Linked DNA regions of Mus musculus: all the other regions are linked to region 3. Evidence: chromatin contacts called from ENCODE Hi-C or POLR2A ChIA-PET data. All regions are on one chromosome and are shown on one strand. The core of a region is the stretch at or near the end of the contact, and the rest is flanking DNA. Distances in the headings are between cores, read along the strand shown. Region 1 holds the start of 5830428M24Rik (RIKEN cDNA 5830428M24 gene). Region 2 has its middle 8.3 kb from the start of Vcpkmt. Region 3 has its middle 12 kb from the start of Gm46353.

Evidence for each region. A loop is a pair of places that touch in the nucleus more often than their neighbours do. ChIA-PET counts read pairs that join two places held with the same protein, here RNA polymerase II (POLR2A).
Region 1: a loop to region 3 is called in a map of gastrocnemius, with 2.3 times the contacts of the local background. The contact joins the promoter of 5830428M24Rik here to the enhancer-like site in region 3. A Hi-C loop is called at or near these places in 1 of 37 maps with a recorded cell type or tissue (gastrocnemius). POLR2A ChIA-PET finds 5 or more read pairs at or near these places in 3 of 5 experiments (Patski and embryonic stem cell).
Region 2: a loop to region 3 is called in a map of T-helper 17 cell, with 2.2 times the contacts of the local background. The contact joins two enhancer-like sites. A Hi-C loop is called at or near these places in 3 of 37 maps with a recorded cell type or tissue (T-helper 17 cell and heart). POLR2A ChIA-PET finds 5 or more read pairs at or near these places in 2 of 5 experiments (Patski and embryonic stem cell).

What each region holds. Positions count from the first base shown.
Region 1 is chr12:69,474,230-69,476,929 of GRCm38, reverse strand. It overlaps 5830428M24Rik (RIKEN cDNA 5830428M24 gene), which reads left to right and starts at 1,380. Exons shown (of 5, transcript NR_038060.1): 1 at 1,380-1,442; 2 at 2,387-2,434.
Region 2 is chr12:69,573,270-69,576,075 of GRCm38, reverse strand. No RefSeq gene overlaps it. Among named protein-coding and RNA genes, the nearest start is that of Vcpkmt, 8.3 kb to the left of the region's middle. Within about 2 kb of position 1,367, at least 1 of the 3 ENCODE cell types and tissues checked has a DNase peak (open chromatin) inside an H3K27ac peak, as active enhancers do.
Region 3 is chr12:69,536,948-69,539,647 of GRCm38, reverse strand. No RefSeq gene overlaps it. Among named protein-coding and RNA genes, the nearest start is that of Gm46353, 12 kb to the left of the region's middle. Within about 2 kb of position 1,304, at least 3 of the 3 ENCODE cell types and tissues checked have a DNase peak (open chromatin) inside an H3K27ac peak, as active enhancers do; they include gastrocnemius, where a contact is called at or near this core.

The sequences.
Region 1 (2,700 bases), core at 131-2,630, 63 kb after region 3:
GCACCTGCGCCCCACGGGGACCGGCAGCTGCTGGGCGATCCTGACTGCCCCGCTGCATCAGGGCTCCTGGCCGGCAGCGGAGCTTCACGGGCTCCTGGCCTGAGGTCCACCCCAGCCCCAGCCACTGCCCCAGGCCGCTGCCCCGGGAGCCACCCCTTGTTTTCATAAAACACACGCTGCCTCTTTGGTCACATTTGCCAGTTCCCATGGGCGTTTTCTGTTTTGAGCCAACAAGGGATGCAGAATTAAGTGACTCTGAGCTGCAAATTCGGTTCATTGGGGGCCTCCCCGCTGCTGTAGCCTTATTCTGGAGAGGTGCCTTGGCGAGGTACCATGTAAACGTTTCTCTAAGGCTAGAGCCTGTGTTCTTCCTTTCCATTCTGAGAAGCTAAAGCTGTTTAAAACAACAACAACCACAACAACAAACAAACAAACAAACAAAAACAAAACAAACAAACAAACCCAGTAGCTTCCCCAGCACTCCCAAGGGACCAGTTGAACCACACCCCCCTTTTTCTCCTCTAAAATAGATGAAGCCACAAACCGAAGCCCTCTGGTTGCTTCTGCCAACTCCAAATGTGCCCAGACCCACAAAAACCAAAAGTGGACTCTCTCCAGGAACTGGGGGTGGGGGATGGAGGTGGAGGAAAAACAGGGAGGGACTCAACAGTCCACGCCTGCATCTAACAAAAAGCAAGAAAGGCGGACAGCAAGGGGTATCTGACCCACAAAGAGCTTCAAAACGCTGTACCAAGTACATATCCAATCCCACTCACCAATGGACCAGAGAATGAACTGGCACTTAAAAACGACTGCTAGATAATTTCCTAAAATACAGTCCAAAAGACATTAACTAGGCCTTTGAGGTTATAAATAGGTATTAAATGAAAAGAGTCGTGGTCAGAATCGTGCTGGGTTTAGGAAAAGGTGGGTTCTATAGGAGAACAGGATTTGCAATAGGACTTCTTAGACCCTTAATATATAAGTATGTTTTAAGTCACCAAAAAATGGGTTAGAGTATGTAGTTTCCTGAGTTTAATTGACCTTGGGTTTCTTTGTCGTTGATGGGTTTTTTGGGGGGAGTGGGTGGGGTTCCTGTTAGATGGACCTCACCTTGGGCGACTTAAGTATACTGTGTCCTCTGGAGCACTCTTGGTTGTTTAATTGGTTGATTAGGGGTTTGTTGGGGTTTTGTTTTGTTTCAGAACAGGCTCTCCCTATTGAGCCCAAGCTGTCCCTAGTTCGGTCTCCAAGGTGCATCCAGTCCCAGTTTGCTCTTACATTTTACTGAACTGAAACCTTAAGAACTCAGGCAAACATTATGTGAACGCAACAGGAAGTTGGCTGTAGATACAGGAAGCCGCTGCTAAGGTGGCCTCAGAGAGGAACCGGTGTGGTGAACTCCTGGCATGCGCAGGTGACAAGAGGTTCCGCAGGGTAAGGTAAAAACCCAACAGCCTGGCCGGGGCCTTTGGCTTGCACTGCTCACGGAACCAAAAACAGCCTAGGTGGCTGAGAGATGTGTGTGTGTGTGTGTGTGTGTGTGTGTGTGTGTGTGTGTGTGTGTGTGAAATTATTCAGATACTGACAGATGGACTGGTGGTCTCCTCTCTGCTGGCCTGGCACCCTCGACGTGGAAAGTCCCGCCTCGGGAGCTGGGTCACGGGCAGCTACAGTGAAGTACTGGAAATAAAAGCCCCAGACAGCTATAATAGCAGTGAGTCACAGCAAACCAGGAGCCATCAGGTGCTCAGGAGGGACACTGAAGCCAGGAGGCTGAGCTGAGCTAGCAGAGCTAGCCAGGAGCAGGACACCCCTGTGGCGAGAAGCACAAAGAGTGGAGTGTTCCAGTCAGAAATATCAGGTTTCTCAACGTGGAAGCTGGGGCTGGGCACACGAACTCAGGCTTTGCTCCAAGGTCGGCGGAGGGAGGGGGCACAAAACCCTGCCTAGTTCTACCCTGGAGGGTGCCAAGCCAACACCCTCATTCCTCTCAGGGCACTGGCAGGGACTGCAGGGGCCATGAGGACCCTGTTGCTTCCTGAGTAAAACTGGGTGACAATCCAGTGGCCATCAGGGTCCCAGCCCCCCCTCCCCCCATCCCACCCCATTCTACCCCCTTTCGGAGCTTAAACCTCTGGGCTCTGCCTTCAGAGGCTCTGTGCTCTGAAGCCCCTCCCTGAGCCGTTTATAAACTGTTGGCTCTTAAAACATTTTCTAGCTTAGCTGGACGAGCTAGTGCCTGAGGTCCTGCCCTTGAGACCACAGTTCCAAAGACAGAAAAGATGGGGGTCCCTAACCCCGAGTTATTCAGATCTGGTAGCCTTGGAGAATCCTATCTCGAGGCTGCTACACTTGGGTAATTTTTTTTTCCTCTCTCTCACAGGTCACAGGCTTATTAAACTTGGATGACAGTAAACCGATGACTAACTGGGTAATTAAAACCACGAGCCTAGGCTCTCTGGGGGCCTGTTCTCTAGGCCAGTGCCCCTCATCTTCCCCTCAGCAGAACGGCCTTTGTGGATTTGAAACCCTCCATGGCGACCCCACCTCCTCTCAAGGCTGTTCCTCTTGTTTGTCCGAAGCTTCATCCCATCTCCCTCCCCGTTCTGTAAGGATGGAGGAAATCGAACCCTTTAGCTGAAGCCCAGCCCATACTCCCTCCTGCTTGACTAAAGTTACTAAGCCCTTCCTGCCAGG
Region 2 (2,806 bases), core at 118-2,617, 36 kb before region 3:
CTTTGGAGGAGTTCAGTGTTGGGCACATGTAGGCCTTTTGGTGAGCAAAGCCCTGTAGTTGAGACCCCCCTGGAAGAAGGGCCTAAGGAGTAACTCATCCGCTGAAGGGGAAGCCAGTATCTCTGCTTAGGCTTGTGTTGCTCAGGGAGAGGCTTGGCTGGTTTAGACCAGGGCTTGGGGCAGGACGGCTGCTGTTAGCCCTGAAGCAGAGGGTAGATGGACCTGCCAACCTGGGAATCGATCTGTGAGCTGGGGGCTGGAAGGCTCAGCATCGATGTGTACGTCCAAGGGGAGCTGCACAGCACACACCTGGAAGGTGGAGGCAGGATCATGGGTTCAAGGCCATTCTGGGACACATAGGAACACATGGCCATATCTCAAAAACAAATAGGTGCAAGAGATGAGTGAGGTCATGCCTCTAGCTGGGCATCAACCAGTATACCAACTGCCCAGCTTCAAGTAATTACCAGTGTGTCAGGGAAATGCTAGAGATGAGTTGGGGTCCTCTTGAGCAAGCAGGGTTTGTTGCTGTGGGCTGCGGGGCCTAGCACCACTTACCAGGGAGTAGGTGGACGTCACCTGGAAAGAGATTGCAGCCCCAAACTGGTTTGTGTTTGTTTTGGCTTTAAGTTTGGGGATTTTTGTTTCGTTTTGGTGTTTGGAGACAGTTTCTCTGTGTAGCCCTAGCTGTCCTAGAACCTGTAACTTCCTAGCTTTGTAGGGACTGTTTCTTCAACCAGACTGTGTGGTCACTTGGAAAATTGGAAGCTAGCAGAAGCCAAGCACTATGCTAAGGTCAAGCTTCATTCTAGCCGGAGTAAACAGGAGGTGTGGTGGTGGTACTGAAGGACTCCAAATAGCTTTAATGTTTCCTAAATTGAGAATCACCACCATAAAGAAACCCGTGTCTACTACCTCCCAGCAGGGAGGGCGAGAGAAGGGAAGAGAAGTGCTCTGGTTAGAGTGGCCTGTCCTGCCCAGAATGAGGGGCTGAACCTCAAAACCTGTGGAACAACTCTAGGAACCAGAATCGCTGTTAACTGAAGGCTGGGGGAGGGATTCTACAATTCAGAGGCAAATTGCAGGCCTCCTCACCAGTGACTTGAGCCTCTTCCACCTTCTCCCTCTGGTTGCCTAACTCTTCTCCCATTTCTAACAGTCTGTGGATTATAGTTGGTGACACCGGGTTGGTTTTGATTCCACATTATTATTTAAGTGCAGGACAGAATGGCGGTGCGTCTTCTTGTGCTTCTTTTCGCCCCCTCCTCACGCTTTCTGGCTAAATGTGATGAGCAAGGGTTTGCCTTTTTTTTTTTTTAACCCAGTGTGGGACATAGAAGTAGGACTGTAGTTCCAAAGGTGCCCTGTAGGTGGCATTACACATCTTTGTCTTTAAACAGCGTCTAGTAAGGTGGCTGTGAAAAGACTCGGTTTTGAATTGCAGCCAGCCCTCAGATTTTAAAAATTTTTAATTAAATTTGATTTTCAGAACTAGTCTACCCATTAGGAGGGTCCTTGCTGGAGAAAACACGGCAGAAGCTGAGTGAGACGGCTTTCCCAGGAAGTTGTCTTTGGTGTAGCTTTCTGTTTCATTCTGTTCAACCTATGTGGCTCACGAAGCTGCATATGTTGTGATTTGTAAATGGCCTTTCTGCTGTAGATTCCCGTCTGTGCAAGGAAGAGGCCTTTACGAGTCTAACTTTGTTCTAATTAGTGCAGTTCTAAAAATAAAGTTCAAGGTGAACTTCAGCTTTATATCTGACATGCGGCTTCTACGGACTTAAAACTTCTAATCAGCTTTAACTAGTTCTCCAAATGGGCATGCCTTCTTCCACAGAAGATCAGATTTCACATCAGAAGACTGAAGCTGTCTGTCAGTGGCCCTCCCACAATCACGTACTCCTAGGGTGAACCACATCCCACGGGAAAGTAATAGGACAGCTGAGTTTCCCTTTTCCCAGTTCTGAGTGGGAACACGGTAAAGGCTCAGGCAGGTAAAGGCAGGTGAAGTTGTTAAAACCTTAAGACCCACGTGACACAGAACACAGACCACCCAGCCACTGAGGCCCTGTCACTCATTACAAGATGAAGTCTGTGACTAGTATGTACAATATGCTAGGACAAGTCCTCTGTATGGTAATGGTTTCTCCCTGTGCCTTTGGAATAAAGTGTGTCGGGACAGAAACCCAAGGACTGCACCATCCAGAGTTGATTCCACAGCCTGTCTTTTACTGTCTGTGTGATCTTGTTCCTTAAACGCTGTGCCTTGTCCTCATGTAAATAGAGGATGGTTTTATCATGGGCCGCAGAGGTTCCCATGGGAGTTTAAGTTGTTTGCTCTACGCAGTGCACCGGAGTACCTGGCAAACAGTAAACATCACTACAGCAAAAGTGGAAATACGGGTGGGGACCTGGGAAACCTGCACAATGCCAGTTGCTTTTATCTGCTGCGTTGTGTAATCCAGGTATCCCTTTGAGCGTATAGAATTCATGCCAACGTCCCTCCCCTATCATGGAGGAATGGCAGCTGAGGCAGGAAAAAGTTGAGAACACTGGTTCACAGTGCTGTTAGTTAAATGAGTCAGCCATTTTAGAAAGGTGACGGGAAGCCATTACTGTTCACTTACAAACATAGCATGTGACGTGTGAACATTTTGTTTTGTTTTTCAGTACTGGGCTTTGAACGTCCAGCCTTTTGTGCACTGAGCAAGTAAGTGCCTACCACTGAGCTATGTCCCTCAAGTGTGCTTGTGTGTGTATGTGAGTATGCACGTATGCGTGTGTGCCACTAATAACTAAACCTTGT
Region 3 (2,700 bases), core at 55-2,554:
GTTGATCCTGCGTCTGACACAGTTGCTGAACCTTGGCAGCTCTCACTTGTTTGAAACATCCTTCTTCTCCGTTGATGAATGTTTTGTCTTTATGCGCTGTAAGTATGGCCCTCCCCCCAGCCTCTGTTGTGGTTGGTGGTGGGAGCTCAGGGAAGTGTGACTCATTGGGAGGTGGAAAATCTCTAGGCCTCTGGATGCTGAGATATGGGTTCCATGTGGCTTTTGGAGACTTACTGTCAGGCCAGCAAATGCAGAGATGGAGAAAAAGGGGGTGTAAAGGCCTGTGAACGGAAAGAGGCAGAGAAACAGAGAGAGGAAGAAGCCAGAAGAAAGAGAACGGAATAGGAGGCTTGGTCAGTGGTCAGCCTGGGGACTTGAGAGGCAGCAGATGGTAAAAGAGCCTGAGATTCCAGAGAATGGACCAGACCACCCCGGTCCAGGAATGCCATCCAAAGAAGTCCTTGGGCCATTGCACCTCTAGTGTAAGACATGGAGGAACCCTGGCACACGACACCATCTTGGGTTCTGACTGTTGCACACCCAGAGCTAAGAGAGGCCCAGCTCCATCAGAAACCACCACACTATTGGGACTGTGACCCAAAATGTCTCAAGCCAAGGAACATCTCCAAATCTAAACCTTCTTTGCTTCAGAGCCTCAGAAGTCAGGGCTAAGCCAGTACCGGCTCCCAAGAAAAGTTGGTTGAGAGCCTTAGCCCACCTATTGGTCATCTTGCTTTATGAGAAACTACAGCTACGAAGTAAGCTGGCTCTGGTTGGGAAGACTCCATGCCCCCCATGAAGAACAACAAATGGGGCTACCTCTGCCCTGTAGTGTCTGGGGACACTGGGGACAGGAGTTAGTTTACTAGCCCTGATGAGAGAGCCTGATTTCAGAGGCTAGCTTAGTGGCTGTGAAATGGGGAAGTGAACAGGGCTTTGTTCTCTCTTGTGGCTCTGCCCAGGGTTGAAACAGGAGCAAAACATTTGGCTGAGCTTTGCTGGATTCAGCTCATTCCCTCTTCTCCCCTCCTTTGCCTCTTAATTGTTTTTAACAATTTCTGCACATAGGCAATGGAGCCTGGAACCTTCTGGGAGAACCTGCCCTTTTTATGCAGACAGGGACGAGCAGAGACGCTTGGGCAGGTCTGTTCTTGCTGCAGGAAGCAAAAGATGCCTTCAGACCATACTCTGTGCCAGGGCCTGGGGGTCTCCCAAGAAGCTGGGCCTCACAGTGTCTGTAAGAAGCCCTTGAAGAGGCCAGACCCTCCTCGGGAATATGTAAGAGCCGGGTGTGGCTGGCCAGTGGAAAGATTAGAGAGCTACCCAGTCCAGTTAAGTCCCTTGAGCTTGTCAAGTGGAGACCGGACCCAGATTCCCCCAAAGCCAGCGGTTGAGAGAGAGCCTCCTGTGAGCCTGTTTCCTGTTATGACCTGTCTCTACACGCCGCGGAGTAACTGCGAAACAACTGCAGTGACTAAGCTTTATAAATAGGACATTGAGAGTTAAAAAGTACAGGAAATTCCCAGAGTCTCCCGTGGAGTCTTATTTTAGATGTGCAGCTCATAGAGAAGCCAGGGTCTCTCATTCCGCACCCGCAGCGCCTCTGCCCTGCCTGATCGGAGGGGAACTGGAGTGGAGGGGTCTTTCTGGGTCCCTGCTCAGGGACCCGCCCAGCACTTCTCTCTTGCCTTACTAACTTTCTCTTACTGGCTCCCAGGAAGGAAGCACGTTTGTAATTAGCACTTTGTGGATTCACACCCATGCCTGACTCACTCCTGATCAAGAGATTAATCACACACTCAGTTCCCGCTGAACGCGAAATGAGCATGTAACCCGACCATGAGAGATAAAGCGAGCCCTCTGAGTGGGAGCAAGGTGCCCTGGACTTTTGGTCATCTTTCCTCTCCTCCATCATTGGTGACATTTTTTTTTTGGTGGAAAATCCAGTTTGGGATTAGTTGCTCAGTGGTTCCTGCTGCCGCAGGGGTTGGCTGTAGCAGGGACAGAAAGAGCTAGTGGCAGCAAGGAGTTGCAGGCTCTGAAGCTGAAGGGCTCAGCTACTCGGGTTTCAGATCGAAAGGCTGTTCAAATATTTGCCCAACAACTCCCAGTGTGCTTTGGAACAAGCCACAGGAGGAGCCCTCGCTGAGTCACGGGAAGTGCAGGCATTCTACAGAAATGTGGATGCAGGCAGGTTTACTAACTCTGGCTTCTCCGCATTGCATTCATAATTAGCCAGGCTGTCTCTCACCAGTGGCCTGGTGACACCGGAGGACTCTGCTGCTAGGCAGCTCAATGTGGTGGCACCTTCTACAGTTTTTGCCAGGAACCTTGGGAGGCACACTCGGTCTTCCTCCAGTAGCTGAGTCTGCCCACGGTTTTCTGACCGGCAGAATTGTATCCTCGGCGACCAGTGTCAGCGACCAGTGTGATCTTTCTTCTACAATTATGTCCCCAAAGATTCTAAATTCACCAAGTTCAAAACAAACACCCACACTGGCTGGGTTGCCTTTCCCATCAATGAATGGCCTCACCTCCTCCTACTCGCTCTGTTTGAAAACGGTGCATCCACGAATCTGCAGCTCCTGACCACCTGGCCCTCCCTGGCTAAAACTGCCTCTCCCTGCTGTTGTCCTGGGTTACAGGAGGCTCCCAAATCCCTCTTTACCTTCTGAAAGGCATAGTTATACCATAGCTTGA